Regions from separate parts of the Mus musculus genome. Here regions 1 and 3 are each linked to region 2. A link is a loop called in an ENCODE intact Hi-C map of the cell type or tissue named here. Cell type or tissue: left cerebral cortex. All regions are shown on one strand. Links, peaks and the distances in the headings refer to the core of each region. The heading gives the core; the rest is flanking DNA. Region 1 has its middle 88 kb from the start of Gm40241. Region 2 has its middle 74 kb from the start of Gm40242. Region 3 has its middle 40 kb from the start of Rragc.

Evidence for each region. Peaks named below come from ENCODE experiments on the same cell type or tissue, not always from the same donor. Only the 100,000 strongest peaks of a DNase experiment are listed, where the experiment ranks them.
Region 1: it touches region 2 in a loop (6-fold over the local background); 5 of 42 quality-filtered maps call a loop at or near these places.
Region 3: it touches region 2 in a loop (3-fold over the local background); 5 of 42 quality-filtered maps call a loop at or near these places.

What each region holds. Positions count from the first base shown.
Region 1 is chr4:124,137,056-124,147,589 of GRCm38, reverse strand. No RefSeq gene overlaps it. Among named protein-coding and RNA genes, the nearest start is that of Gm40241, 88 kb to the right of the region's middle. In left cerebral cortex, for the core only: a CTCF peak has its summit at 5,346 (motif pointing left); DNase peaks (open chromatin) are centred at 4,138 and 5,339.
Region 2 is chr4:124,192,776-124,203,309 of GRCm38, reverse strand. No RefSeq gene overlaps it. Among named protein-coding and RNA genes, the nearest start is that of Gm40242, 74 kb to the left of the region's middle. In left cerebral cortex, for the core only: no CTCF peak of the experiment used is centred there; DNase peaks (open chromatin) are centred at 4,308 and 4,710.
Region 3 is chr4:123,952,465-123,962,998 of GRCm38, reverse strand. No RefSeq gene overlaps it. Among named protein-coding and RNA genes, the nearest start is that of Rragc, 40 kb to the right of the region's middle. In left cerebral cortex, for the core only: CTCF peaks have their summits at 3,613 and 5,622 (motif pointing left); DNase peaks (open chromatin) are centred at 3,652 and 5,569; H3K4me3 peaks cover 244 bases.

The sequences.
Region 1 (10,534 bases), core at 3,069-8,068, 57 kb after region 2:
CTGGAACTTCACACCTATGTGGCCTACGAGGCACATGCCACTCTCAAGCTCAGTTTCTTGAATGTCAGGTAGCTGAGTGCTTAGCTGCTGAACTCCCAAAGCACCAAGCTGTGCAGCTTTAAAGCAGTTTGGTCTGTGCCTGCTGGCATATAACTATAACCCCAATGCTTGGGAAGCTGAGGCAGGGGAATTGCGTTCAAGGTCAGCTGTAACGCATAGCAAGACTCTGTCTCCTCAAAACAAAAACAAACAAAAAAACAGTTCTGAAGGCATAGAGATTAACAAAGGATTTGGGGGCCTGGCATGCAGACAGCCAGGCGTGTGTTTAATGTTACAATAGCAACAGCTGACAGAGATACACAGGAAGTACTCTGCACTTACTAAAATAATGTTAAGGACTGGGGAGCTAGATGAGGATCCAGGTTGGATTCCCCAGAACCTGTGGGGGAAATGCCGGGCATGTGGTACTCACTTGGAATCCCAGAATTCAAGACGCAGAGAGAGTGGAATTCCTGGAGTTCACGGGGATGGCCAGTGTAGCTTACTTGGTGAGGTCTCAGCTACTGAGAGACCAGGTTAAAAAAATTTTTTTTTAATTTTAGGTGGCATAAGAGGAACAACACCTGAGGTTGTCCCGTAGCCTTAACACACATGTTTATATACACACAAAAGTCATGTTAATAGCTCCTACTGTATTTTATGTGCCAGGTTTGGGACTAAGCTGCTACCTGCATTATGCTACTAGCTCCTCACACATGTCTTCAAGACAGGTGCCTATTGTCCCCATTTCACAGAGAATGAAACTGACACTCCATCCATTGATAACATTTGCTCCATGCCCCTTTGACACTGGTGGCCGAGCTAGGACTACTCAGTTGCTATGAATCTCTCTGACACCGGCACTCCTAGAATGTTGGAGAGATCCCCATGTATGGCACATCTTGCAGATTTCCCTGGAACAAGACTTGCCCCTGAGTGTGTGTGTGTGTGTGCACGCACGCACACACATACACAACTGGAATCAAAATTCCACACACATCCTAATCCCTGTACATAATATTTTAAATGACAAACCAGCCAATTAGGGAACCCGTAACCAAAATCCACAATATATGCAAACAGTCTGTGGTCAACATCTGCACAGGGTCAGCTGGTCTCAGCTCAGGGAGCCAAGTCTCTATAGGAAGGTCTCTGAACTGGGGTCCCCAGGGAAGGCAGCCTAAGGGACTAGAGGCAGGCGCCTGATTTCCCTGCCAAGTGCTTGCAATTACAGCCATTCTCCCTGCACCACGGACTCCTGGGGAGGAGTCATCTGTCGCTCGCACTCGCTTAAACTGATTAGGAAACGCTTTCTTCATTCCAGAGTCTTCCCTGTATCTATCTCAGCAGTGTGTATATAGCTGCTGCCCCGGCTTCCAAATCAACTTGGGTCTTAACTATTCCAAAACCATCCTGGATGTCCTTGGCATGCTGGAGTCTTTCCTTCTGCCTGGCTACATCTTGACAGACTTCACTGCATGTTACCCTAGAAATAGCTACGTCCACTCCCCGCACTGCACTCTTCCCCCAGCTCTGAAAACAGCTCCGGCTCATTTCTCCAGCCTCGTTCTGGAGTTGTGTGGCTCCTCTGGAGGTTGGGTTGACCTGAGAAAAGCAGCCAGTGTCTGGCCTGCTGTGAGATGGGGGCCCGCCCCATACTGTACTTGCTGTGAGGTTGTGATGGTTTCTCTATGGAGTTTGTCTTCAGGACACCCAGAGGTGCTCATCCACATCCCTCTCTTAGAGTTCCTAAAATACTCTCCTTATTCCTCCTCCTTTTCCTCCTCTTCCTCCTCCCCCTCCTCCTCTTCCTCCTCCTCTTCCTCCTCTTCTTCCTCCTCCTCTTCTTCCTTCTCCTCTTCCTCCTCCTCTTCCTCCTCCTCTTCTTCCTTCTCCTCTTCTCCTCTTCCTCTTCTTCTTCCTCCCCTTCCTCCTCCTCCTTTTCCTCTTCCTCCTCTTCCTCCTCCTCCTCTTCCTCCTCCCCCTCCCCCTCCTCCTCTTCCTCCTCCTCCTCTTCCTCCTCCTCCTCCTCCTCCTCCTCTTCCTCCTCCTCTTCCTCCTCCTCCTCTTCTTCCTCTTCCTCCTCCTTCTCTTCCTCCTCCTCTTCCTCCTCCCCCTCCTCCTCTTCCTCCTCCTCTTCCTCCTCCTCCCCTTCCTCCTCCTCCTCTTCTTCCTTCTCCTCTTCCTCCTTCTCCTCCTTTTACTCTTCCTCCTCTTCTTCCTCCTCTTCCTCCTTCTCTCCCTCCTCCTCTTCTTCCTTCTTTTCCTTCCTTTCGGTCTCTGTCTCTGTCTCCACAACACACACTCATTCTCAAACTCTTTCAACCATGGGTCTATCTAGGTTTGGATGATATAGAGTGCGTTTACATGGGCTGTGATGGCTCAGTCTGAGCCCCTTGACTCAGGTTTCCTCCCTGGCTCATTTTGGGTTTCTTACTAAGAGCACATGACTGCCAGGAACATGCATAGTCTATAACCCATGCTAGGTGTCTGAGTTAGGGTCTCATTGCTGTGAAGAGACACCATAGCCAAGGCAACTTTTATAAAGGACAACATTTACTTGAGGCTGGTATATAGTTCCAGAGGTTCAGTTCATTACCATCATGGCAGGAAGCACGGCAGCGTCCAGGCAGATATGGTGCTGGAGAAGGAGCTGATCTACAGCTTGTTGCAAAGGCAGACAGAAGGACACTTTTAAATCCCGCCTACACAGTAGCATACATCCTCCAATAAGGCCACACCTCTCAGAAAAGGCCACACCTCCTAACAGTGCCACTTCCCATGGGCCAAGCATATTCAAAGCACCTCACTGGGTATAACAGAAATAAGTTGAGAAATAAGTTGAATCTCAATTCCAAACTGGGAGTCAGTCACTACTGCCTGTGTTCCATGGCCCAAGTTATCTCATTGAGTTTATCCCAGTGGGGCAGAGAACTAGAAGTCATCGTGAGCACTGCAGGAACTGAAGAGTCACAAGAAAAGAACCTGCATAGGTGACACCAATCCAGAGAGGAAGTGAAGAGCCAGATCTGCAGGACTCTTTGGAGCACCCAGTATTATCGGAACATTCTAGGATTATCCAGGCTAGCCTTGTACACATGAGACAAGGCGGTGGAGCTCCATGCTGACGCTGGACGTGCAGACATTTCCCGTGCTGTCTGTCTGGGGAAAGGGGGCCCGCTTCCCTCCAGAGGACACATGTATTAACTCACTGTGACCCTGTGACCTCCCTGAAATTGCTAACACAACCATCCTAGGAGAAAACAGAACAATTTGTACATCAGGGTTTGAGGATCAGAGTGGCAAGTTCTCTCTCCAAGGGCTTTGCCTCCTCTTAAAGAGAGCAGTGTCAGGCAAAGAAGGGCCTTCACCTCCCACTTCAGTGCTGGGACCAACATGATCCCATGATCTCTTGGCTTCTCCTCTCTCAATATCCAATCCCAACTCCTTAACTCCCAACCACGACCTTGCCTCTGCTCTCTCAGGGGCTTTTTAAGCATTTCTACTTTAGAGTACTGTGCCAGAGAAAACAAGTTAAGATTAGAGCTAGGGGCAGGAAAGAAAGCTGGACCCTGGGCAAGGCCAGGCCAGGCAGATGGGAAGCTGTCTGGGCTTTGGTGTCCAATTAGCATCCTCTATACTTGGAGCTATGACTGACTACCAAGCAGCCGGACAGGGGAAGGCTGACCGGTCAGCTGGCGAATGAGCCCTAATTGCATGTCAGACACACCAGGCCCCACAGGCACCGCCCTCTCCCCACCCCCACCCCCACCTCCCAGTCAAACTGTCAAGAGACCACCACAGAGAGCCAAGGGTGGGAAGACAGCAAATTGGTCCAGCCTGCCTGGCACTCCGTATTCTGATGCCCTGCCTCCATCACACAGCTTCCTTTGTTTTTGTTTTGTTTTGTTTTTTTCATTTCAAAGGCTTTCGGGGAAAGATTGCCCATATTCGTGAAAAGTTTGCTGGGAACGTCTGGGTGGGAGAGAGCTTGTGTTAAAAGAAGCGCTGGGCACAGAGATTTTGGGCATGTATTCCATGATGGCCCCAGTTGTCCTGACTGTGGGGACAACCCTCCTACACACCCCTTCACACTCCTTCTTCTCTGTATTTTTAGACAAGTGTTTCCGAGCCAGCTGGGAGCTAACGGAATGCTTCCTCTTGCCTCTTGCCTCTTGCCTGGCAGCCTTTGCTGTTCACTTAGGGTGGAAAGAAAAACTAGCTACTTAATTACTCTCCACACTCAGAGGAAGAAACCACACTTCCCCTGGAGGAGGCAAACGTGGGTTTGAACATGTGGGTGGGTACAAATACATAGGCATCAGGTGCCCCTGTGCCCAACGGGTTCTCCACAGAGTTGGGAGATGTGCAGAAGTAGGGTGTACGGTGGGAGTGTGCTGAGCAGGTAAGCAGGGGTGATGTTTAATGCACAGATCTATCAAAATTGGTTTTTCACCCAGGTTTCCCTCCTCACCACCCACCCTACTATGAGCGAGCCAGCATTTTGTTTATGGTCTTCAGGGGCTTGCTTGGGTCAGGCAAAACTAGAAATGGCCAGCAGATTTCCCTGCCTCTGTGTTGCAAGAGCCTCAGCAAGCCTTTAGGGAAGCAGTGTTCTCTGGTCTTGACAAGGGTCTAGGCTGACAGAACTCCTAGCCCACTCACTGGAGGTTGACAGAGAAATCCTACCTCCACCTTGCTAAGGGCAAGAAAACAGAAAGGCAGAAGACAGCAGGGCAGACTCATTTTTATCAGCCCCTCTGAACGAAGATGCCCAAGCAAATGGAACCAAGAACGAGCCATGAGATGTCCACGTGTCTAGTATGACCCAGAAATAACAGAAAGCCAGCGAGCATCTGGGAAGACCTAGCAGAGAGCCCCATCTCTCTCCTCGTGCTTAGGGATGCAGAACAACAGCTCTTCCTTGTGGGTAGAACGTCCTAAAGAACGAAGTTGGTGTCTACCCCTCAAACTCTATGAGATAAGCGTTCAGAAGCAAAACCTCAATTCTGTGATAAAAAGAAAGCCAATAATTTCAGGTAACGTGCCTTACTCATTTATCCCCTATGGCCTTAAGATCTTTCACACTCCCCTGTCTAAAAGTGCCCTGACCCTCCACTCAGCTTCCGTCCTCTCTTCATAGTGTTCACCTCTGCCTGACAGCACGCCATACAGTCTTTGTGTTTAGTCTTTGCCCCAGAAGGCTGCTTTGTCCACCGTTGGACCTATGCCTAATGGGAAACCGGGCAGTTGCAATCCTGAGCTGTTGAATGCCTGAACTCACTGAGTACTCAGTGGCGACACCTGCTGGCAAGTAGAATATTGCCATTCATCCTTACTGAGCATCCTGCTAAGCCAGAAGGAAGGGAAAGGCTTTTTCTAAGTACTGTAAGTGATAGGATTTTGAAACTCCAGGCACAGTGGGGGGATATTTTTTTATTCTGGACAGAAGTTATAGACTGGGGATGACACAGACTATGAGAGAAAGTAGAACAATAAATTTAGTACAGGGAAGAGAGACTTGACTCCCAAGCCTCATATCTTGCTTGGCAATCACCCTTATTTTTTAAGATTTTATTGCATTTTAGATTATAGACATGCATGAATGTCTTTGAGGGTTTGTGTACATGAGTGCAGGCGCCTTCAGAAGCCAGAGGTGTCAGATCCCCTGGAGCTGAAGTTACAGGAGGTTTTGCGCTTCCCAGTGTGGGTGCTGGGAACTGAACTGGGGTCCTATTGCAAGAGCGGCAAGCACGCAACCACTGTGCCATCTCCCTGCCCCCACTCACTCATCTTAAACTTCATCTCCCTATTCTCTTTTCATTTCAGGCCATCTCCCTCCAAAAGTTCTCATCGTGAATACTGGTTGGGGGCAGAGAAAAGGGGGCTGCAGGAAATGTCGGGGCCCCACTCCGGCAGCGCTTAGAGTGGAGCTAAGGAGAGAGAAGGATGGTTTGTCACAAGCGTCTCCATCTGAAGACTTTACTGACTCTTTGAGGTTTGCCAAGTGACTCAGGTGTGCTCCCTTACTGGCTCTAGCTATGAGCGTGTGGACAGTAACTCATAAGCACCACAGTTTCCGTGAGGAAACCAATAAGACAAGGAGACTGAGCCCAAGGAAGGAAGTGTCCAGACTCTCCCACGGAGACTCCGGACTGGACCAAGAGTCACACCCAAGTCCTCCTTTGAGCTTTATCTGTTGAAGTTTGTGTTCAGTGGTCTTAGCCAAAGGATAGAAATTTCCTCTGTGGATCCGAGACAGGCAGCTTGGAAACCAACAGTAGACCAGTGAAGACTCTCATAGTTTAGGGTTCTGAGAACCTAGTAATGGAGAATATAGCCCCCAACACGCGCACACACACACACACACACACACACACACACACACACACACACTCATCCCAACATAAGAACCACCATAGCTACCATCGGAATTAATCCATTTCCTGTTGCCTGGGGGTACTTTATAGAGAAAATGGGTTTATTTAACTAATATTTTAGATACTGCATATCCAAGGTTGACTGGCCTCATCAGTTTGACCTCCAGTGAAGACCCCTTTGGTGGTGTCACAACATGAAGGAAGTGAGAAGGGAAACAGACACATGCAGGAAAGGCCACACGCATGGGGAGTCTTTGCTCTTATAAGCCCCATTTTCACAGGAACTAACTCTATGAGAGCAGCGTTAATCCCTTCTGAGGCAATGTGCCCAGTGGCTTAATTACCCTGAGGCCTCCTCTGTTATAGACCCCACCCCTCTCCACACAGACACTCTGAAGACCAGGGTTCCAGCCCATGACCCTGGGGTGAGGGATACACTCCCACAACCCATCTACAAAGCTTAGCACCTTGCCAGGGTGGTTACCACTTTATTCTCAGAACTTTTGATGTTTTCCAGTAGGACTCCGAAATCCAAGACCTCCCCATCGAGTTGCCCACATCCTCGTCTTTTTTAACAGGAAAGCTCTGACTGCACCCCTGGGAGTGTTTGCCCCAATTCATTATCAAATTGCTTGCAATTATCAAACTGTGCTCCCTTGAGTTGACCTTTAGCTGGGGAACAGCTATATTTAGAGAGACACCAGCCCTTTGTAATTACCCCCACTCCGATTACTTAAAGGTCGGCTGCAGATGTGACAGTTTGATCCGCGGTAAGGGCTGTTTCCAGGGTCTCCAGATAATTATTCAAACCAGACAATAATTAGCAAATATTTTCTACAAATGAATCCATCCCCGTTGCTCAGCACCAGAAGGGAGCCCAGAGGCTCACTTGGGCCACACACTCGATTATGACAACAGTCTTCACACACACATATCCCTTCAGACTCGATCAAGAACATCGTAATTAATCTGTCTTCATCAGTGTAAACTGGGGAGGACACCTACTTTACCGATGAGGAAACCGAAGCTCTGAGAGGTTCGGTAGAGCTTTGCCCAGAGTCTTTGGCCACGCCTCCCGGCTCCACACCTTTTCCTCTTTGCTCTGAAAACCACTCCTTCTGCAAGTATTTATTGAGTGTCTACCACATGCCTAGACTTGCAGTCAACTGCAGAAAAAAAGGCAGTGCCTAGCCATGTTCTTGGTGCTCAGACGCTCTGGGAGGAGGGATGGGAGACACAAGGGTCTCCTGGGACACAAATGGGAGACACAAGGGTCTCCTGGGACACAAATGGGAGACACAAGGGTCTCCCGGGTGAAGACGCTTCAGGGATAACTCCCCAGCCAGAACTTAGGCTATCACAAGTTAGACAGAGAAGGAAGCCGCAGACAGGGAAGGAGGGAGTGCGTTGAGTGCGATCCACCAGCGTTCTCAGCACAGTTTGGGTGACTAAGAAATGAAGGGCATGTGTCACCTGCTCCCCTGGGAGGAGGAATTGAAGAGGATATAGGTGACACGGAGTCCGAGAGCAGCATGGCAGAGAGGGCTATTGAGCTTGTCTTCCCTGGGGCCTGGCAGCCCCATTTCTGTCTACTTTACCCGCTGGTCTTCCATTCAATAAAGGAAGCCGTGGTTTTTAAAAAAAACAAATACAGAAGTCATCAGTTCATAAACCTTTTCGGGTTTGAGTTATGTATAAAGCATCTTGTGTCTTGACTTTACAATTTCTTATTAAAAGTGGGGAAAAAAATGAAGTCATCGATAATAGCTTTTTAAAAGAATTTCCTCTTGACTGACTGGCCAGCCATCAGATTCTAACCAGAGGAAATGATTGTTTAAATACTAATGTTAATATCAATGATTAATAGCTTCCTAGAGCTTCCTGGATGCTAGAGACTCTTCAGAGAAACTGGTGTCTGTGTTGTCCCTGCAACCCACGCTATGGGAGTCACCTCACCAAGGCTTGGGCTCTTCTCAGAGACCGATCGCCAAAAGCCACTCACTTAGGGTGAGACATGAACCATGCAGGAGGGGGCACAGATCCTAGATGGCTCAACTCCAGTGGGGATCCACTGGTGAAAGAGAATGGTGTGCCTTAGGAATAAGCCAGGAAATGCTAAGCCCCCTTCTAATGCAGAGAGAGGGGGAGGGGGAGAGAGAGAGAGAGGCAATTTTAATAAACTCTTAAGATAAACTCCTCTATAAAGACATTATGTAACTCTTTAGGGAAGATATTTCTCCAACATTTCAGAAGCACTCATTTATCTACAGACAATATTTATTTTTTCACTTATTGTATCAATCTCTATTATTCTATTCATTAGCGTGAGTCCCTGAAGACCCACCCTGGCTGCTTGCCTTCCGAGAGCTGGTGTTCGGCTCACAGCCTCCCAGTGTCAGGCACCAGGCTGGGATTTGAGAATGCAGGAGGGAAAGGAAGGCGGGGAATGCAGGTTCCAGATGAAAACAGCTCAATATCACATCCACCAGCCCTGTATAGATTTGCGTGTGTGTGTGTGTGTGTGTGTGTGTGTGTGTGTGTGTGTGTGTGTGCCATGCTCATGAATACCCATATGTGTGTACATGTATACAAGTAGCTGTGTGTGTGTGCATGCATGTACCTGCGGAGTGGGAAAATCAACATCAGGTGGCTTCTTCATCACTCTTCAACCTATTTATTAGTGGTTTTGAGATAGGGCACCCACTGAGCTCGGTACTGATCGATTGAGCTAGCCTAGCTGGGCGTAGATCCCCATGGAATCACCTGAGCCTGGCTCCGCAGTGCTGTGATCACATATATGCACCATCACTCCTGGCTTCTCACATGGCTCCTGGAGACTCAAACTCAGGTCCCTGTGCTCTGGGAGCAGGCACTTCGACTGACTGAGCCATCTCTCCAGCTCTACATTTTACTTTTAATTTGTTGAAATGAAATGAAATCCATAGTTTAGTTCTGTCGCAGGAGCCATGTTTTGACATGCTGAGCTTATGGTCAGTGCCATGTCCTGAGCATGTCCAAGCGTGAAAACGCAGGGTCTCTCTGTTGCTGTAAAGACCTCAATAGGAAGGTGCTTGTTGAGGAAGCGCTGTCCTTTTAGGGTAGGAGGTACGGCTACAAGCACCACACGCCAGCCAGGACTGGAAACGGTGGCTACCTTCTTAAGTACTCCTGGGGGTCTGATGAATTCATACTGGCTCAGCCCAGATGAGTCTGAATGAGTGAGGAGGGACAGTTTTTCAATATATATGGACAGCAAGAATTTGATTGAAAGAAAGAAAGAAAGAAAGAAAGAAAGAAAGAAAGAAAGAAAGAAAGAAAGAAAGAAAGAAAGAAAGAAAGAAAGAAAGAAAGAGATTTCTCACAGGGTTCATACAGTATGGGTATAGGCACATGGTGACAAGCAAAGTTCCTGCTGCCCTGAATGCAAGGGCACATGGATGTGCATAAATACACGCTCCTGAAAATACCAGCTCACTTAGATATGGTCACAAAGCAAGGGCATTCTCATCCAGCAACATACTTGGCCACATATGTCTTATACATATGTGATCATACATGCAACTCTTGCTCATGTGCAGACACACACACACACACACACACACAGACACACACACACACACACACATCCTGCTTCTCTCCCAGATTGTCACACATGATTGAGCTGCCTGCAGTTAAGTTCTGTGGCTTCTTGCTATCCTGATATAATATAGAAACAGATGGGCCAATTTTTCTTACATTTCCGAGATTCAAGATAAATGTTGGAGTGCTTCGCCGTCACCCTGTCCTCGGGATCCATCCATTCATTCACCGCTTAGCAAACACTGATGGAGGGCCTTGGAGGTGGCAGAATCATGGAGCAGGGCCAGCAGAAGCCACAAAATTCTACCACAGGCATCAGACTCAAGAGGAGGAGGGAGGGAGCTGGTTCACACAGGGTGGTCCCTAGCTTAGGACCAAAACCAGAGTCGATGACCTCAGCTCCCACCACTCCCACCATGCCTCTGCAAAGGAAATGGAGCCATGGGGAGTCAGGGGGAGGAGGAAGGTTGATGGTTTTAGGTCCAACTGGTAAGTTGAGAAGTCTGGAGCTAGGCACTGTCTCAGTCTGTTTTTGT
Region 2 (10,534 bases), core at 1,900-6,899:
TCAATGGAATACTGGCTGGAACACAGTCAAAGGGGCCCTGTCTGGTTTTTTAATTTTGTATTTTTTTGTCTCCACTGGTGATTCAGCCTGTCCTTCCCAAGCTTCCTTTCCCCATAGGGTCTCAGTTTGCCTGTGTGGATTGAGGCACGCGCTTCCAACATTAAAATGTCGATGATTCTCCCTCAGCACCTTAACATTTGCGAGGAGCTGGCAACGGGATGCGGATATAGGTGTCCTCAAAAGTTGAGCATGAATCAGATCCTTGTTATGAAACCACATTTGTGCAAAGCAGGAAGGCACAGTGTTATGTGAATAACTAGGCCTCTCGTTCATCGTGAACTTGTCAATGTTTGTAGAAGCCAGGGAGAGTGAGAAAGGGGAAGAGAGAGAAGGGAGGGGGGAAACAGGAGTGGGGGGAGGGAATGTGTGGGGTTTAGGTTAAAAGCAGGTGTGGGAAAGGCAAGTTCTGAGTCCGGAGCAAGCTTCTCTGTTCTTGTTGACATTGATCTTCGACAAGTCACTTGACCCTTGAGCTCCCGTCCTCCCATCTGTAAAATGGGATAACAAATACCCACCAAATAACATAACAGATTGGAAGATGTGCTGGGTAGATTTTTATTGTCAACTTGAATCACCTTGAAAAAGGGAATCTTAGTTGAAGAACTGCCTACTTCAGGTAGGCCTGTGGGGCATTGTTTTGGTTGCTAACTGAGGTAGGAAGGGTCAGTCCACAGTGGGTGGTACTTTCCCTAGGCAGTTGGTCCTGGGCTATATTCGAAAGCCAGTTGAGTATGAGCCTAGGAGCCAGGTAGAGAATGATTCAACAAACAACTTCCATGGTTTCTGTTTCAAGCTTCTGTCCTGACTTCTCATGGTGAACTGTGACCTGGAAGTACAAACCAAACAAACGCTTAACTCCCAAAGCTGCTTTTGGTCACAGTGTTTTATCATAGCAAAAGAAAAGAAACTGGAATAGATGCACTTAAAAAAGCACTCAGTGAGTCTGGTGAGATAGCCAGTCAGTGGGTAAAGGCCCATGCTGCATGCCTGATGATCTCAGTTCAACACACACACACACACACAGAGACAGAGAGACAGAGAGAGAAATCTAAATTTCTTGCAGCACTCAGTACAAATGAGGCATCGAGCAAAGAAGGCAGGCTGGAAGGTAGGCTTGGGAAAGAGAAGTCCTGGTGGAGGCTCACTGAGCCAGGTGCTCTCATCCACAGAAGCTCAAGAAAGAGACACAGATCATGGAAAAGTTGCTCACGAAACCAAAGAATTCCTTTCTCTTTTTCCGGCTAGGGACATGACGCATAGAGGTAGACCTGAATTTCAGATCCTTTGAATGTACCCCACAACATTGTGAGAAGAACACAGCCTTTCCCTGCCTGTTCCCCTGGCACACCCCCCCCCCCACACACACACTCACACTCTGACTTGCGGGAAGACAAACCCTCAGGCACAGACACGCATGCTCAGATACTCGGTTGCCTGCGTCATGCACAGGTGCACAGTGGTCTGTGCTTCTCCCTGTGAGACGACTTGACTCTTGTCATTGAATCAGTTCTTAGCGTTATTCCCCAGGACCTCCCAGGCCAGCCAGCACCCAGTTCCTCTCTCAGCGACTGTCGAAACCCCATGCTCTGATCACAACTGGCCCTCGGCATAGCTTATCATCACACTATGTGGACAATGATTTGATTAGTGGCTGCTCCGGAGCTTAAGGAGCTGAGTCTTTTGGCTTGCCCTCCACCAAGCTGGGCAAAAGGTAAAACCTAAGAAACATGTGTGCAGTTAAATGAATGAAAGAGCACATGGCTCGAAGTCTTTTCTTTAAAAAGTATTTTTACATTTATGTATCCTTGCTCTGTCTTTGTCTCTGTGTCTATCTCTGTCTGTCTCTGTGTGAGAGAGAGACTCAGAGAGAGAGAGAGAAAGAGACAGAGAGAGAGAGAGACAGAGAGAGACTCAGAGAGAGAGAGAGAGAGAGAGAGAGAGAGAATGTGCACGCTGATGCCAGAGAGCTCATATAGAGGGCAGAGGGCAGCATCTGAACCGATTCTCTCCTTCCACTATGTGAGACCTGGGTACAATAAGGTTTTCAGGCTTGGCGGCAAGCACCTTCACATGCTGAGCCATCTCATTGACCCCCTTTTGAATCTTTTCAAACTCAAAATCCCAACCCCTCGGACCCTCTCGACCACTGTGTTTCAGTTCTCTGGCCAAGTAAAGCCCACCCTTAGGAGTTCTTTCTCTGAAACCTTTCTAGAGGGGTGGTGGGAACCCTAGCACACCCCCCACCTCCCAAGTGTGTGTGTGCAAACTTAGTATCAAGTCCTTCAAAGGCATCTTTGGACAATGACCCCCATTTCTCCCCTGCTCTCTCACTGTTTCCTTTATACCCTGGTTGCGGCCCTCAAATTTCCTTTAAAAATATTTGCATTTCTGTCCTTTCTCAGGGGACTCTGCCTGTCTCTCTAATAAATGGAGCATGCTCTGCTGCTCCTGCCCACCCTAGAGCAATGCTGAGGGGGGTGTTGGGGGGCCCAGGATGCTGCTATTCTTCTGCATGCCGGTCGTCCAGACAGATCCACCCCTTGTACGCTTCCCTGACCTGTGTGGCATGGTCTGATTCCACTCCCAAGAGCCAGGGCCTGTTCTATGCCCTCCCCCTCATTAAATCAGAAGCCATCAGGCTCCAGAGACAGACTGAGGCAGCTAGCTGCCCAGCTTCCCAGCCCCGGAGTGGGCCCAGGGGGTTGATTAGCATATTGTTGCTGGAGGAGGTGGCAGTAATCCTTTCTCCTATTGACACTAAACAACCTTACCTGAAAGGTCCCCCCACCCCAGCAGATTCTCTCTCTCCCCCCACATCATTGCTCCTGCTTTCTTCCTCTCTCCCTGCTCCTCCTCCTCTCTATCCTTTTAAAGCAGTGCAAAGCTAGGGCTCGCTTCGGGAAGGCTACCCCATCTTTCCCCCATTCCTCACCCCTCACCCCCAAGGAAGGCGTCTTCTTCCTTCCATACAGCTGGGGGGCGCCTGTGCGGCCAGGGCCTCCCTCTGCCTGGAAAGCTGGGAAGCCACCACCGGAATGACAAATCTATGGACAAATTACTGATTTCTCATCTAATTTACATCCAATTAGTGTGAGTGAAATGAATCATGTGGTCAGCCCCTCAGGGGAAACATTGAGATAACAAATGCCCCGGGCTCCTTTCCTGGGAAACTGACGGGCCCTGGGGGAAGTCCGTGATTTACCCCTGGGTCAGAGGCCCCCTCCCTTTCCCCAGGCAGGTTATCCAACCCATAGATCAACCCTGCCCCCCTCCCTGTAGCCCAGACAGGCCCTGTGGGCTCAGGCTAAAGAAAAAAACGGGGTGGTTGAAGATGGAAAGGTGTGCTGAGTTCCCAGTGGAATAGGTCTACTCCAGTAATGAGGGCTCGAAGCAAGTACCAAAGTCGGGGCTGGTGACCTACATGCATAGACACAGGACTCCACCCCGGGATTTCTGGAGGCAGGCAGTCCCAGGCTGTGGTGACCCCAACTGGTATTCATTGCCACTTACCAAATGCTAGCCCCAGTGTTTAGTGCAATATTGGGTTCTTAACCCTCAAGACAATGCACTCTACAAAGCAGGCATTACTGAGAAACCCCATTTTACAGGAAAAGAAACTGAGGTTCAGATAGGGCTTGTTCATAGGTCCTTAGGCCAGACAGCTCAGGCTAGGTCCAGGGCCTCGACCATTGTGCTCTGCTCCATCTGCTACAATGACTTTGCATAGGCAAAAACAGATATCCAGGATGAGAGCAACATCTTTAGTTCCTACCCAAGGTCAAGGAGCCTCTTTTGGCAAACACAATGTCCACCCCAGTGTGTTTTCAGTGCATGAAGCTAAGTCGCTGTAGCCATGGAGGACCTGTGACTTCATGAGGTGGAAGGGACTGAAGGGACGGTCAGTGGTGGATGGTCACTCCCACAGCCTGAGGCAAACCACCAGTCCAAACAAACACCTTTGGGAGCCGGGGCCACCGCTCACGGCTTCACACATGCAAAGCAGCAGATGGAGATTGTGCTGTTTCTGAAACAAGAGAGATGACTTGGGCCAGCATTTGAAGTGGGAAGACAGGGCGAGCGAGCGAGCAGGCGGGGCGGGGCGGGGGCACGGGGTTCGTGTCTGAGCGGCGCAGTAGCTGTATGTTTGGGATGAGTTTGGTCTCCCTGTGTCAACTTGTTTCTCGTCTGCTATTTAAAACCTGGCATATGGATGGGATCTCAGCTCCCAGTACTGGCAGTTCCTAACATTCACAGCGACTAAATAAAAAGGGAATTTTAAAAACCAAATGCAGTTTTACCCCAGAACGAGGCAAAGAGAGAAGTACGAAGAAGTTAATAACTCCTGAACTTGGGCCCAGCCAGCCCTGCAAAGTGGGGCCTTTTCGATGTTGTGTGGGAGGAAAGGGGGTGATGTTTTCTGAATTCCTAAAGCAGGTCTCCTAGTCTGTGCTGGGGTGTCTCCCCTGGGGCTAAGGGCAGAGCCAGTCACCAGGTGGGAAGCCCAGTCCTGCCACTCAATATCTGGGTGTCCTTGGGAAAGTCACATGACCTCTACAAGCTTCCAATACTGTAAAGCAGGCCTGTAATAAGGACCTGGAATATAATGACGCTGCGAAGACGCCACGAGCTAAGGTTTCTAAGACAAGCAACGTGCTGCTAAGCACAGCGAGTACATGTGTGTGTGTGCGTACGTGCGTGCGTGGGGGCGGGACTGGAGTATACTAGGTATTGTCTGCCCATATTATCTGACTCACTAAGGAGCCTTTCCTCCTCTTGTTCTACATTTTTATTTATTTATTTTTGTTTTAAGTGCACGAGTCATTGCATACCGTGTGTGCAAGGGTGGCTGTGGAGGCCAAAGCCTGTCAGATCTGGAACTGGAGCTGCAGATAGCTGTGCGTCTCCTGATCTGTAAAGCAGTGAGTACTCTTGACCTCAGAGCTGACTCTCCAGCCGCCCATCTCTCAAAGTATCGTTTCGGCTTTTGTGGGTTTCATAGATGAAACGAAGGGCTCCGTCCATCGCTTTGCAAGATTTGATCAAGACCTGTGATCTCGGGAACACGAAGAGCCAGAGAAGAGAAGCCCAGGATGGACAGAGAGTGAATATTGAAAAAACAAGGTCTGCTGAGGAGAGAATGCCAGCAGGCAGGAGACCCAGGTCACCAAAGGCAGAGGTGGAACCACAAGGCTCCTACTGGGAGTGACCAGGTAGATAAACTCTTCTCTGGGTCCCTACAGAGAAGAGCCAGGGCTTCCTATGTGCCTAGCACTATCCAACTTCTTTCTCTCTCTCTCTCTCTCTCTCTCTCTCTCTCTCTCTCTCTCTCTCTCTCTCTCTCTCTCCCTTCCTTCCTTCCTTCCTTCCTTCCTTCCTTCCTTCCTTCCTTCCTTCCTTCCTTCTTCCTTCCTTCCTCCTCTCTCTCTCTCCCTCTTTTATAACAAATAGGAGTTCAGAGAAATGAAGACTCAAAGTCATCTAGCTGGTCAGTTGGAGCCTAGGAGTCGGGTACCAAGCCCTTGCTCAGTTTCCTGCTTCTTCCTCCTGTGGTACAACAGGAAGAACTGGCCCTGGGTAAAGAGCGGAAACAGGTCCTTTGGCTCAAGGAAACAACCAAGTTATCACTAAACTAAGGGGAATGCTTCAAGCAAGACAGAGGCCCTAAGTTGCATTCAGGACTTCTGGCATAGCCTCTTGCCCCAACACCCCAAACCAGAAAAACCATGAAGAGCCCATTCCTGGACCGCCACACCCCTAGATGCCGAGCCCAGTTTCTGGGTCTGTAAGATGCTATGGTATCTACATCCCAGAATTCCTCATGAGGACGAAAGAAGGCCGCACAGGATGCTTAATGCTGCATTTATCTCGGGAAATCCTCTGGTTCAAAGCATCAAGGTAATTTGTCCCATTGAGCAGAAGCAAAGAGGAACCACTGCTTGGGCAATGGGATTGTTCACAGGACCAACCAAGGGTGTGGCTGGGAAACCCTGTGGGTGTCTGCGGGAGACCCTGAGGCCAGAGACCTCCTAAGTATCGGGTTATCTTTACTCATTTGCTAATCTATGGAACACCAGTGTTTCTCTGGGGTTCTCCTCTTAGTTGCATCCTATCCCAGCTCCCATTTCTCCAGAGCATCCCTAGGGAGGAAGAAGGTTGCCCCGCCGATGGAGATTTGCCCCAGGCTCTGAGGACGCCAGGCTGAGAGCTCCTGCCTCAGAGCCTGCCAGCGTCAAGACTTATGACCGCCTCATCTCTCCCCCTCGCTGGGTCTGGCTACATCACTTATCTCCCCGACGCTGACCTGCCAGCAGCTGCAGGAGGCTCTCTCCGGTAAGATTTGATTAATGAGGTTCCGCAGTAACAAATCAGTCTTATGGAGCAGCCCTCCCCTCTTGGGGACACACTCTCACAACACCCGCTGCATACAAACTGCCAGGTGGAGGGTGCAGGGCAAGTGGCTCCCGGGCCTGCCTTCCAGCCAGCCTGTGACTCTGCACCCCAGCTCCAGTTCCACCCCCAAGGGCCCACCTGCCCCTTATACGCTGCTGTGCCAAGAACATGCTAAAGACACTTCCCTCTGCTCCCTTATCTTCAAGAGAATAATATGATCTTTATACCAGTGTGTTTAAGAATAGCCAATGTGTGGGTCTACTATACACAAGACACTCTGCCGCCCTGTGTCATCTACAATCCTTTATTACTAGTCCCCCTTTGCAGATGAAAAACAATAAGATGTAAGGACACTGGTAACTCATCCAAAGCCACATGGTTAGAAAGGAGCGGGGATCTTAGTACCCTGACCTTTAATTACACTTGTCTGATGTCTTGCTACCCTAGAAATACGAAGGATGTGATCGTGCCTCTCCTTAGACAAATATCTGCATACCTACACCTTTGTCAGAGAATTCTTGCACGTACAGATGCACCCATCCTTAGCCCCACCCACTCTTGAGAACCACTGCTCTGACTTTCCCGAGACATTAGCCTGGCCTCCCCCTCACTAATTTCTACCCCCACCCTCCACTCTCCCCTACAAGGAGAGACTCTGGGTTCTCCGCCTCAAGAGCACATCTCTACCCTACTGTGTGTGAGATTCACCCCAAGCCCCGTCCTGCTTCCCAATCCCACCAGCTCACTGAAGTTGGGAAAGTTCTCATCACAGGAAGCCAGGAAGGCTTTGCTTGCTGTCTTTCCAGCCACTGTCTGTGCATCAGCCACCCCACGCCACCCCTTCTCCGTGTCCTGACTGTATTATTGGAACTGTTTGTTTCTCAAGCAGTTACAGGAAGCCCATAGCGTGTGGAGGCCCATTGGCTCCTCTGCAGTATAATCCACACATCTTTCAAGTGCATGTCCCTTCAGCCACTCGTGACCTCATGTCACCTTCCGGGGAGGCTTTCTAAAGCGAGCACTCTTCCGGGATGTTCCTCATTCTCCCTGCCTACTTCCCTTAGTCCCTGGACCACCAACTCACCTTTCTCTCGTAAGTGGAAGGGGTCACCATTTCCCTGTTGTCTTCTTTACCTTCCCCAAAGTCCTCACATCCCAGAAACATTTGTCAGGGAGTTGCCAATAGTCACTTTTTCATCAGCTGGGGCAAGAGTCATCTTTGCATATAGATGTTTTGTAATAGATGCGGCATTGATTATGTAAAGTTCTTTTGGGAATCGCCTGACCATTTCTGGGTCCTCACTGACCAGCTTCACCGCTAGCACAAATCTCAGATCTCCTGGATCAGAAGTGCTGAACCACCTGAGGCTGGAGACTGAGGGACTGGTCCAGATGTGGTCCAGAGGTGTCAAGGGACAAATACCCTGACCTATCCAGGATGGGTTTGCATGGCCCATTCTAGTCTGGATGGGTTGCTGAGGTGCCTGCTCCTCAGTTGGAAATTATAATGGTTGTGGTGATAAATCCTTTTTCAGGCTTTATACACAGAGCAAAGTACACTCCTTTGTTATCCTGCCCTCTCTATGAACTTGTGTAGTAGGGTTCTTTATGGTGTCCACCTCCTAGAAATAGGAAGTGTGGCATGGAGAAAGGACTTGCTCAAGACTGCATGGCTCACACTGGACTGTAAGAGTGACATTTTAAGTTATTTATTATTACTTTAATCTGCATATACGTGTGGGCACATGGGCCATGGCTTATGTGGCAGTGTGCTTTGTGCAGTTGGTCCTCTCCTTCCACCTTTATGCGTGTTTCAGGGACCAAACTCTAGTTTCCAGGCTTGCCTTGCCTTCCAAGCCATCCCCATGGCTGTTCTTTTTATCTTCCACTATGCTGCTGAAAACAGGAGAGAGGCATTTATTCAGTGGCCTCAGTCAGTCCTCAGAGTCTCGGTGTTCCCCAGAAGCCTCGAGGAAAGAGCACGTGACTGGGGGCATTTGCTCTGGAAGAGTTGTGACAATCACATGCAAGGCTACTTGGGATGGGTAGGAAGTTGTACACATGCGTCCCTGTAAGCTGAGCATTTGTGACTGTTAGGAATGGATAAGCACACATCATCTCAGGGTGCAGAGGGTGTCCGTGGGATGTGAGCTCTCTGTCAGCTTTTTCCTTGGATGCACCACACTACAACTCTTCAGAGCCCGAGCCCGTGGGTTCTCTGCTTTTCAGAATGAGAGAAGCAGGTGGACCATCCTTTGCATACATGCTGTTAAAATGACTGCCGGGCAATGGCAGCACACGCCTTTAATCCCAGCACTTGGGAGGCAGAGGCAGAGGCAGAGGCAGAGGCAGAGGCAGAGGCAGAGGCAGAGGCAGAGGCAGAGGCAGAGGCAGAGGCAGAGGCAGAGGCAGAGGCAGAGGCAGAGGCAGAGGCAGAGGCAGAGGCAGAGGCAGAGGCAGAGGCAGAGGCAGAGGCAGAGGCAGAGGCAGAGGCAGAGGCAGAGGCAGAGGCAGAGGCAGAGGCAGAGGCAGAGGCAGAGGCAGAGGCAGAGGCAGAGGCAGAGGCAGGTGGATCTTTGTGAGTTTGAGGTCTACAGAGTGAGTTCTAGGACAGCCAGGACTGTTGCACAGAGAAACTGTCTCAACAAACAAACAAACAAACAAAAACAAAAAACCCAAAACAAACAAAACCCCATGACGCAAACACTCCAACAAACATGACACCACCCTTGGAAACTATATGACTGCAGCTTAGAATAGTCCTTCTTTGGGGAGCTTGTCTCTCCAAAGAGAAGTATCTTTGAAGTCAGTGAGGAAGCCACCCAGAAATTGAGCCCAATGTTGTGTAGATGTGAGACATGAATACAGGTAGTCAGTTTAGAATAAGGTAACAGTCTCAGGTGGTAGAAGCAGAAGGTGAAGGAAGATGTGTGTGGATTCCTGTGAGGTCCCACCTCTGTCCTTGTGCCTACTGCTCATGGGATGTTAAGGCTCTCAGGCACCGGACCCTGGGTGAAGTCCGTGATTCTGCCATCCTGAAAGCAAGGTCATTTCTCCTTCTTGTCCACATACAGCAATTGAGCTGTAGAGAGCATTCTCATTGAGTGGCTTTGGGTCTCAGTGTACCAGAGAGATCACACAGAGATTGAGTCCCTCCCTACTCGGATCCTACTTCTAATTGGAACCTACACTTGCCAACTTCCAAGTGCATGAGAATATTCTGGAAATGGAGCTGTGGGAAGAGACAGTCAGGTCAGGCTATGGGGGAAGTCTGTATGCCAAGCTGGGGACAGAAGAATCTCTTTCTGCACCCAGCTGGCATTCCCCGAAGTCACTCGGCGCTCCCCCTGGGGCTGCCTGCTCTGGCTTCTACCTGAACTTGGCAATCCCCATGTGCCAATTACAGTCACACCTCCCATTAAACCAGAAGCACATTTTCCAGCTTGTTCTTCCACCAGGCTGGGCTCCAAATGCCTCTTGTGGTTGTTTCCCCGAAATCAAATCCAACCTCAAAGCATGAAGATTTGCCATTATTAAAGACGAGCAAAAGCATATGCCCCAGGCTCTGGAGAGAATTTCTAATGAGGATTCCAAAGATCACAGCCGACTCACCAGCTCTTGGAATCCAACGGGCCCTTAACAGTCACGGAGCCCTCTAATTACGTTCCCGCACATCCCAGCTGTACCCAACGTCATGCCTGTGCCGGCTGCTCCCATGACAGTCGTCTGTGTGATGTAGAGATGGTATTTAAAGTCAGTGTATAAACGGGAAACCAGGCATGGTCAAATTACCCTTACAAATCCCTTAGGAGGGGGACCAAGACGCCATCACTCTGTAAGTCCGAGGCAGCAGATCGTTGGAACAAATCACTTTTCTTTGGGTTAAGTACCAGATGAAGCTGTTGGCTGGATGTGAGGTCTACGTTACATAAAGAATTCATATCTCGGAACAGTAGAATTATTCTCAGGGTGATGCTCACAGGGAAGGCCCGGAGAACCTAAGCGCCATTGGGGAAATAGCAAGATCTGTCTCTCACCTTGTCTCTTAACTGCAGCAGAGGGCAGAATTCCTCACTTTCCTCAT
Region 3 (10,534 bases), core at 2,621-7,620, 240 kb after region 2:
AAAGTTCTTTCATAAGCCACAAGAGGGGAAAATAATTTATGAGAACACGAACAATTAGCACTTTGTAAAAAAGAAATAATGCGCTTCACTTGATCCCTATATTTAACATCAATTAAAGATTATCCTCATGAATGAAACCCGACCTGGAAATTAACAAGGGATTTAAATTGCATTATGCAAGCAAGAGAGAGGAGCCTGAACATTGGTTCAGGGTTTCCAAGATCCACAAATTCATCTGAGCAGGGTAGCCTGGCCATTCCTTCCCGTTTCTCTGAGATTCAGGAAGCTGCCGATGCGCCACATGGGCGCCTCAATCTTTGCTTCAGCAAAACCAAAGAAAGGGGGAAGCGTGATAAAAAAAAAAAGAAAGAAAAAGAAAAAAAAATCCCCGCATAGCTGCAAACACAAGGTTGGCACCCTTCATTTTTAAAAATAACTTCTGGGTCATTTTTTTTTAAACTGATAAAACTGACCCGGAGAGTCCCTGAAAAGGGATGTCTGTAATGCTCCAGGACTAGACCATCTCCTCAAGTGAGCCCAGAGGGCAAGAACCAGCTGAGAAATTATGTTCCGAGTCAACTGGTTCCAAGGCACTGAATTTTTCTCTCCAACAAAACGAGAAGCTCAAAAGAGATAAAATGAGCTGGATGCGGTGGTTCACAGCTGCAATCCCAGCACGTAGGCGACTGAAGCCGGAGGAGTATTTCAAATTCAAAGCTATCCTGTGCCTCATAGTTTGAGGCTAGCCTAGGCTACATAGCCAGACACCTCCATCTCTAGGAGGTGGGGACAAGGGAGTAAAACAACTATCAGAAAACAAGCGTGGGCTCTAGATACTTTTTAAATTTAAATTTTTATTTTTTATTTGTACATACGTGTGTGTGCCCACAGAGGACAGAAGAGGGCGTCAGAGGGCCTGGATCCGAAATTTCAGGAGGTTGTGAGCTGCCAGATGTGAGCTTTGGGATCCCAGCTTGATTGCTCTAAACCACGGACTCCTTTCTCCAGCTACTTTGTGTCCTCAGCAACCTGCTCACTGGATCAGGATAGTTGTCCCTAGGTCTGGATCTTGACCTAGGTTCGGAGGTTTCTGAGGCTCACTTGTGTTTATGGAGGCAGAGAAAGCCGCAGAGAGGGCATGCTCAGAGCCCCAGGCGCTCCAGAGCCTGTATCCAGAATGGAGAGGGAGCTCTGACTTTGCTGTCTTCTGACACAAGCACCCTGCGGCTTCTGGGGGTGGCTGGAAAAGGACACGTCAGGAACACGACTCTGATGCTGATTGCTAAGAATTGTCGCACAGGGAGAAGCAGAGTGATTCTTGCCATCTTTTAGACCCCCTGGAAGAAAAGGGTCTTGTTCGCAGCATGGAAGGTGTGCCCTGAGAAACTGACTGTGGCTTGTGTCGTCCCCCCCCCCCGCCCCCCGTACTGCGGACCTTACTACATGCAAGTGATAAGGTTATTGTTCCCAGTGCTGGATCTGGGGACAACTTAGCCCCTTTCAGAGGGGTGGGAGGCCTATCTCTTGCCCTCCCGCTTGCTGTGTGGATTGGTTTCGTCATTGTTATCTTGGGAAAAGAGAAAGCAGATGTTAACCATTACCCCTTGAGAATTCACCTTGCTAGGCTGTAAAATTCTGCATTATTAACATTCCAAAATTCTTCCATTCTCTGTGCACATCTTAGATGGGGGTGTGCTCGTGTGTGTGAATATTTGAGAATTCAAAACTGTGGAGAGGATAGAGGTGGCAGAAGTTTATTAAATTGGCCCAGGGCGGTTTTGAAATTTGAAAGTTTCTCACACTCCATGGCTCTGGGCCAACTCCCAGCTGGCTCAGCTGAGCAGCCCACACAGGGCTCAGTCACCAAGGTGCGGTCCCTCTGTCCTCACAGAGATGAAAGGCTAGCATTTGAGGGTGCTAAGGGAGGAGGCCTTAAGATTTGTCCAGCTCCAGCTAGGTCACACTGAGAACAGTCGAGATAGCCTATGGGAGACACTCAGGTGACTTAGTGGTGAATGTGTGAAATCTTGAAGCATTGGTGATAGTTACACATAAGTCCTCCCAGGGTGAGGTGATAGCTCCCTCCAGAAGCCAGTGGTGGAACCTATCAGATCTGCCTGACCCACAGAGGAGTCGGAGGCTTACATTGTTGTTGTTGTTGTTGTTGTTGTTGTTGTTGCTGCTGCTGCAGTGGTGGTGGTTGTTGCTGTTATATTGTCATTCCCATTTTTCTCTGTTTGATGGGAGAAAGGAGGAAGCAAAACCAAATATTTATGAAACTCTTGCAAACACAGACACGTGCTTTTGCCCCAGGATGACAGCAGGTTCTGGTGGCCATAGAGCCAAGCGCTGATATCCAAAGCTTTGAAATCAGAGGACTTGGGCTAACTTCTGCCTCTGTGCCTTTTCAGCTGTATTACCTTAACAGTGCTAAGGAGCCAACCTGACCCTCAGTCTCCACCTCTGTGAAATGGGAACATCAGCAACACCTGTGCTATAGGGGCACTCTGAAGACAAATGAAGGGACATAAAACACAGTCTCTGGCATGTGTGAGGCGCCCAAGAAATGCAAGTAGAATGTTTTATTATCTTTTAATTATTTGTTTATTTGTTTCGCTTTATGTGTATGCATGTATGTATGTGTACCACATGTGCCTGTTGGGTGCCCTGGAGCTAGGATTATGGATGATTGTGAGCTACAAGACTGGGTGCTGGGAACTGAACCCTGATCCTCTGTTAGAACAACGCGGAGCCACGCTGCAAAACAAAATCCCTTTCCCAAAGGAGGCACTTCCTGCCCCAACTCCACGCCATAGTCCTCAGGCCCTGCCCCTAAGCTTTGATTTCAGAATTCCCAGCTATAAAAAAAATTCACTAAGGCCTGGAAAGATGGCTCAGTGGTTAAGAGCACTGACTGCTCTTCCAGAGGTCCTGAGTTCAAAAATCAGCAACCACATGGTGGCTCATAACCATCTGTAATGGGATCGTATGCCCTCTTCTGGTGTGTCTGAAGACAGCGACAGTGTACTCATATGCATAAAATAAATAAATCTTTTTTTTTAACTCACTAAGAATATTTCAGGGAGAAAAGAAAGACAAAATAGAATCCAATTCCTGCAATTAACTAATAAACTAGAACTAATGGAACTTTACAGTGTGCTCCCCTTAAGGGAAAAGCTGGTCCAGTGCTAACCTCCATCACTGTCTCCTCCCAGGGTGGCCTGTTTGTTCTCTATCCAGTGAAGCCTAAGAAACCCCAAGTGAGTCCTGGTGTCTCCTGAGCCTCCAGGAGTAGAGAACAAAAGACTCCTTGGCTTTGTGGTAAAGAACTCAAGAGCTGGAGCACCTCTGTAACCCCATCACTTGAGAGACTGAGGCAGAATTAACCCAAGTTCAAAGTCAGCCTAGACAGTGAAACTATGTCAAACAAAAACACTCAAGAAGAACCCATAGCCAGAGACAGAGAGGGGTAAAGACCAGCACAGGATCGGATAAAAGCCAAAGGGACGGTCTCACTACCTCAGATGACTAACTGACATAAATGGCCCTGAGCCACACACTCCCTGGCACTTAGGGCCAACGTTGTTTGCAGAATCCCCAGCTCAGGGTGTGGGAGGCTGAGAACCCATAGAGGGAGCTGTGTAGGCAGGTACTCCCCTGCCTGAGCAGACAGCCATCCATCACTTGGAGAGGCAGCAGTGGTAGGGATGGGAACTCTGTCATCCCCCTCCTGCATCTCGCCCCAGCAGGCTGGGGGAGAGCCTAGGCAGTGGTGCAGAGAAACAGAAGTGGAGCTACCCCGCCCCCTTTTCAGGATTGACACTGCAGACACAAGTTTCTCCATTTCCTTAACAGCCCCTGAAGTTGATAATAAGGACAGTTGCTTTAGATTCTTAAGTGATGTCAAAGGGGCCTCCTGGTGAGCAAGGAAGAAGATAGAGCTCTCTAGGGTCAGCACCCGTGCTGGGGCCCCTGGGAAGACTCTCTTCTATAACACCCAACCCTGTCTGCTGGGCGACTGTGGGACAGTGTGGAGTCATTACCAAATAAGCTGGTGGCAGGCCTGAGAGGTGCTGGATCCCCTTCACATTCTGCAGTGCACTGGGCAGGGCTAATGCTTTGGACCCCCCATCCTGGGGCTGCAGGCAGCGTGCTCTGAGCCACTGAGGCCTAAGCTGAGTTGACAGGCTCCATTAGAGAGCAGCTCTATCGTGGAAATTGTGATGTTAACCAAGGGCCATGTGGTGGATAGCAATTCCCACAGTTCCCTGTGCTGAGCAGCAGGCCAGACCGTTTTCCTTAGGGTGACTGAGAAGATCAGGGGACATTCCTAGTTCCATTTCCCGGCTGGCCTCCTCTAGCTTGACCTGTAGGGGGAAATGTGGCCTGGGGACCCTCCCCTACCCAAGGACACCCATGTTCCCAGACACCCAACTCTGCTCCTGAGGCCTAATGGTCCACACACCCTGGGATCAAAGCTTCAGGTGAGTAAACTCTTGAAGGACTTTGGGATTTAAAGTAGGGAAACCAGTGAGTGGGAGAGGCGACCTGAGTCCACGAGAGCTTGTGTACACAACATAAATAATAATGCAGATTTTTTAATTAAAAAATAATAAAGTGGAAAAGTCTTTCCAGTAGGTTCTGAAGTAGCAAGAGTTCTGGAAAATTCCAACCACTGTAGCAAAAGCAAGCTTTTTTTCCCTCTAGACCTGAACATCCCCACTTCCAGGGTTCAAGGACAAAGTCCAGGACCTGAATCACAATTCTGTTGTTGCCACCTAAGACAGCAGGTAGATGAAGCCAGGGCCAGGCTGAGTCCTACTTCTCTTAGAAGGGAAAAGTTGCCTCCTGCCAGAGAACTGGGCTGAAGAGGAAGCCAGGGGAACTATTTGGATCTTATCCAACCAGGAGGTGGATCTGGAACAGCAATGCCCTTGAAGTCAGAGACCGTAAGACTTTGAACCTAACAGAACGAGATCAATAAATTGAACTCATGAAGTCATGCACTCCAGGGACAGAACCAACTCCCTGGGTCCCACTCTCTCCCTCCTTAGGAGGATCATGGTTCCTACAACACCGAGTTCCCTGCATACACAGTCTGTTTCCGTTGTAGCTGGGCCCAGGACCCCAAGTCTCAGTGGCCTCAGAGATGCTCCAATCTCTGTCTATCCAAAGGTGTAGCTGTGGATTGGGCATTGTGGATCCTGTGAGGGGCATCGTTTTGGCTCAGAGGAAGGCCAGGATAATGTGAAATACCGAACACTCAAATCTAAAAGCAATTGAGATGACTGGGAAGTGTCAACCATAGACAGGGACTAAATCTAACTGCAGTGGGTCAGCCTGCTGGAGTAGAGTCCCCTGTCTGTCAGCCTGGATCTAAGGCACCCTCTCTCCCTGTCCTTGCGTCTGTCACTTCCCAAGCTGATCACCTAGGACAGCTCTCCAAGACGATGATCTATCCTAGCTGCAAGACAGCTGCCAGCCTCTCCCTTCTATTGGCCATCCTGCAAGCCAGGTCTTGGGTGCCAATGCCTCCTCCTACGAAGCCATCCTCAGGGCCTCCAGCCAGACTGGCTAGTGCAGTCACCGCGCCCGGGCTAATCCCGGGCGGAGACCGAGGCTGCCATCTAGCGGGCGCAGCGGGTGGGGTCGGGGACTCGAGTCCGGCCCAAAGCCCTAGGCTCCCGGGTCTGCGCCCGCTTGGCTCATTTGGAAGGCAGGACTCAGGGATCAAAATTCAGCTCGATCTGTGTGATCTCATCCAACAACCCTCTCTGGATTAAGCCTCACTTCCTGGTAAACCAACTGGATAGAACCTCTTCATTCGAGTGTCGGAAAATGCGGGACTCACGGTCGTTGCCCCCTCCTTCTCCAGACCATTGTCCCACACTCTTATCCAAGCAAAGAGCCAATCTGGTCCCCCAAACAAGGAAGATGGAAGGAGATGCAGTGGAAGCCCGGAAAGCAGAGATCCGCTCTGAACAGCAGGATCATTTTCTAGGAATTGTAAACCCAGAACTGTAAATAAAATGCTAATGATTTATTCCTGCTCAAACTCCGGGGGCTGCGTTGCAGCTTTTGAAGACAATTCCAAGCCTGGCTTTCCAGGAAGGCGGGCCTCCCCGCGGCGCCTCCTTAGGCTCAGCAAGGGCTTCCCCTACTTGGTCTTTTCCTTCTGGCTTGGTTCCATGAGGACTCTGGGAACCTTCACCGACCTCTCTGTAAGTGTTGGCTGCCCTACCTGTGCTAAGGCATTTCTTTAAATGGTGAGCTTTAAATAAGTGAATAAATGCTTGAAAGCCATTCGGGGAGCACAAATTCGCATCTGCGGCTGCCACTGGGCTGCCCGGTGACAGGGTGTGCTAGATAAGCTGAGGGCCAGGGGGTAAAGAAAGAGGCCAGAAGACTGTAGTCCAGCCAGCCCGGCTGACAGGAACAGCAAAGATGGCTTCATTTCCCCCTCCCCATTCAGCACAAGGTACTCAGAGCAGGCAGCCCCAGGCTCGGAGCCATCTGCAGAGGCGTGGGTGCTAAGGCTAGGGCACGCTCCACAGAGGCACACGGATGACTTTGCTTGTGTTAGCAAACTTCTCTTCCCCAGACTTCTTTGACATGATTTCATGGAAAATGGCAAGTCTCTGGTTAACACAGACCCTTCTTCTAACGTGCTTTTGAATGTAAGATCCAAATGACAAAATGGCCAAGACCCCTGTCTCCTGATGGAGACATCTTCTTGATAGAAGATGCAGTCCAGGCTGGCCCGGAATCCACTCACAATCCCCCTAAGTCTTGAAGTGCCATGATTATAAGCATGCGCCCTCCATGTGGTTTGGAGAGTCACACGTGGTGAACCTCCATATTACCAAGGAAACAGTTCATGGTCACTAGTAAATCCATACATCACACTATTGAGGAAATGTGTGTCCTAGAGAAGCCAATACAGAGAGCTTTACTCCTCCGTTCGTTGGAAAGCATATTGATCTACATACAGACTAGATTCTGATCCCAGGGGATATCGTCAGATAGATGAAACAATTGCAGTCCATAGGGGACTCATAGCCTAGGCCAGGCCTCCTTGCAAATCACAGAGTCCTGTTACGAACCCATTCCTGTCCTCCGTCACGGAGATGTGGATCCTAGCCCAGGCATGTATTCCTCAAATAGGTGGGTGTCTTGAGGGATTTCATGAAAGAATCAGGTCTCTGAAGCTTAAAATAAAACAAAAAGTCAGGACCACAGGGGTTTCTTTTAAAAACAAACAAAAAACAAAACAAACAAAAAACCCAACTCTTTGAGACATCCAACACTCACCCTGTAAGTTGTGCTGTCTCAAGAATCATACCTCAGTCACAGTCAGCTATTGGATGGATCACAGGGCCCCCAATGGAGGAACTAGAGAAAGAACCCAAGGAGCTAAAGGGATCTGCAACCCTATAGGTGGAACAACATTATAAATTAACCAGTACCCCGGAGCTCTTGACTCTAGCTGCATATGAAACAAAAGATGGCCTAGTCGGCCATCACTGGAAAGAGAGGCCCTTTGGACACACAAACTTTATATGCCCCAGTACAGGGGGACGCCAGGGCCAAAAAAATGGGAATGGGTGGGTAGGGAATTGGGGGGGAAGGGTATGGGGGGCTTTTGGGATAGCATTGGAAATGTAATTGAGGAAAATACGTAATAAAAAATATTAAAAAAAAAAAAGAATCATACCTCAGCTCCTGTGGCAGGATTCTAATAGTTCTTTTTAAAAACAAATAATAATTTGTATGGGCTGGCGACATGGCTCAGCAGGTAAAGCACTCGTCTCCCAAGCGGGAGCCTCTCAGTTGCTATCCCAGAAGCCCCACAAAGGCAAGCATCGCCAAGGACCTATACCTCCAGTGCTCCACTTGAAAGATAGGAAAGGGAGAGAGAAGACTCCTAGGGGGGTGTGTGCACCAGCTACCCTGGTTCAAACAGCAAGATAACAGAAGATCCACCTCAGACCAGGTAGACAGTGAGGACTAATACCCAAGGGTGTACTCTGACTTCCACATATGCTATGCCACGGATGCACTAAACACACACACACACACACAAAACAGTCTATGCAAAGGAAAAGAAGAATATAATAGCAAAGAAAATGAATCAAGTCCAGCTATCCAGAGCATGGATAATCTGTGCACTGCTGAGTCAAAGAGACAAACAGAAAAGCACACATAAACAGCGTGGTTCTATTTATATAAAGTTTAAACACAGCAAGCAAGCTATTTAGGTATAAAATTATGAAGACAAGTAAAGAAATGGCCATCAGCAGAGCTGGAGACTCTGGTCATTCAGGGTCATCACCTAGCACTGGCAAAGCCCTGAATTCTGTCCCCCAAACCAATACAAAACAAAAAACAAACAGCAAAATGTCACATCAAGGTTTAGCTCACAGCAGGACTTTTGTAAGGCAGAAATGCTCAAGTTTTTCGTTTGAGACAGGGTCTCACTATGTAGCTGTAGCTGTCTAGACCTCAGTATGTAGACCAGGCTGGACTTGAACTCAGAAAGCCACCCCTTCCTCTGAAGTGCAGGGAGTAAAGGCATGTGCCACCATGCTCCAAATAATGCTCAATTAAGAAAAAGAGACTTATTCATTTGTATGTATTTGAATGTTTGCCTACATGCATGTGTGTATCCCATGTTTTGTTTTGAGACAAGGTGGCATGTTCGTGGGCCTCAAATTCCAGGTACAGCCAAGGATTACCCTAGACTCCTGTGCCTCCTGAGTGCTAGGATTACAGGCATGAGCCACTCCTAGCTTATGGGATGCTGAGTACCAACACTGGTCTAAAGGATGGGAAATGTAGCTCATTAGCAGGGATCTACTTGCCTCTGCCTCTCAAGTGCTCAAATTAAGGGTATAAGCCACCATGCCCAGTCTTTCTTTAAATATATATATATTTAAATTTTCTCAAACCAAACTCTTTAGTCTGGGCATCCACACTCTGCTAAATTCTCTAAATCACTTGTGTTGAACTTTTGTTGGCTGTGGCAATTTCTGATTCAGTTCAGCCTTAAACATACAGGGGAAGTAGAAAGATGATTTTGGATAGTCTTACTAACTCATTGCATGATCTTTCCCTCTGTCAGCCTCAGTTTCCCCTAGTATACTACTGCAAGGGAAAGTAGAGGAGATGATATTCCCAGGCCTTTAGCTATGTGAAAAGTGCCTTGTGTCTCTAGAGAGGTTTTCTCTGTTCTAAACACCTGTGCCCAGAGCCCAGCAAATCCTTCAGTGGCATCCATAGGTAGAGCAAGTGAGTACCCCCAAACAAACAACACCCCAGAAGCATTTCTGAAAAGGTCACAAAGACTGCTCCTGGGGAGGCGGGCACTCATCTCTTGCCTCCTCCCAGAACTCCTCACAGATCTTCCCTCCACACTGGCAAGAGCTGTCTCTGGGCCTCGTGTCCCTTGGGAGAAGCAAACACTGCTAAAATCCCATTGATTAATCGGGTCCCACCCTCGGATCAATGGCTGGCATTAGTCAAGCTTAGTGCAGTTTTATTAGTCTGGCTGCCCTCTTGCAGATGTTATAGATGAAGAAATAAAGTGGGGAGGAGAGAGAGAAAGGACAAAATCATTAGTCTGAAAGGAGTAAAAGAGCATCGCTCTGTTTTGTATTCTGACTCAGGGCCAGGCCATCCGCAACAGGAGCACACACAACAATCCATTTCAAAGCTATTTCCAGAAGTTCTGCCCAGCCTCCTGATTGCCCATGTCTCTGGATAGCTAAGATCCCAGGAGTGTTTGGTTCATAGCAACCACCAGCTCTGTCTCTGAAGCCATTTGACAAGACTCCAAAACCACCTGAGGTCCCATTCATTCGTCCATTCATTTCTCACAAGGGCCAGACTTTTGCAGGATGTAGGAAAACCAGCCTAACCATCGGCCAGACAATCTGTCTTGAAAGTGTCATCTCTGCTCTGAAGGGACCAATCCTTCCGCAGGACTCCAAGAGGAGCCTGCCACATGGTGCCCACCTTGCCAAAGCTTTGGTTCAGCAAAGGAAACCCACGGGCCTGCTTCCCAAAGCACTCCAGAGAGGAGCTTTGAATTAAGACCAGAAATGCTTTTAGAAGACTGCAGTCTCTGGTCTTCTAACGATGACCTCTTCCTTAATTTTGTGATAGCTTCGTCTGCCTTTTTCAATCAGCTAGGTAGCTATAAAAAGCTAAGCACCTCCTACCAACCCCATTAAGATGAAAGCGGAGGATTTTATTATTCATTTTTAATAGGAAGAATCTGAAACCCCCCACCCCCAGAAGTGTAAAAGGTAGGGTTTTGATGTATCTGGTTATGGAGAGAGGTTGCAATAGTTCACCCTCCAAGAGCGGGAATGCTGGGAAAGGCTTGGGTGATCCATCTGTGCACAAAAGGAAAGTGGGTAACCTCTGCTATCACGCCCCTCCAAGGCACCCAGCTCCACCGTAGGGGCTGACTTCAGGACCTGAGAAACCAGGAGTCACCCAAGTTCCCTAGAATACCACCTCCCAGTAATTG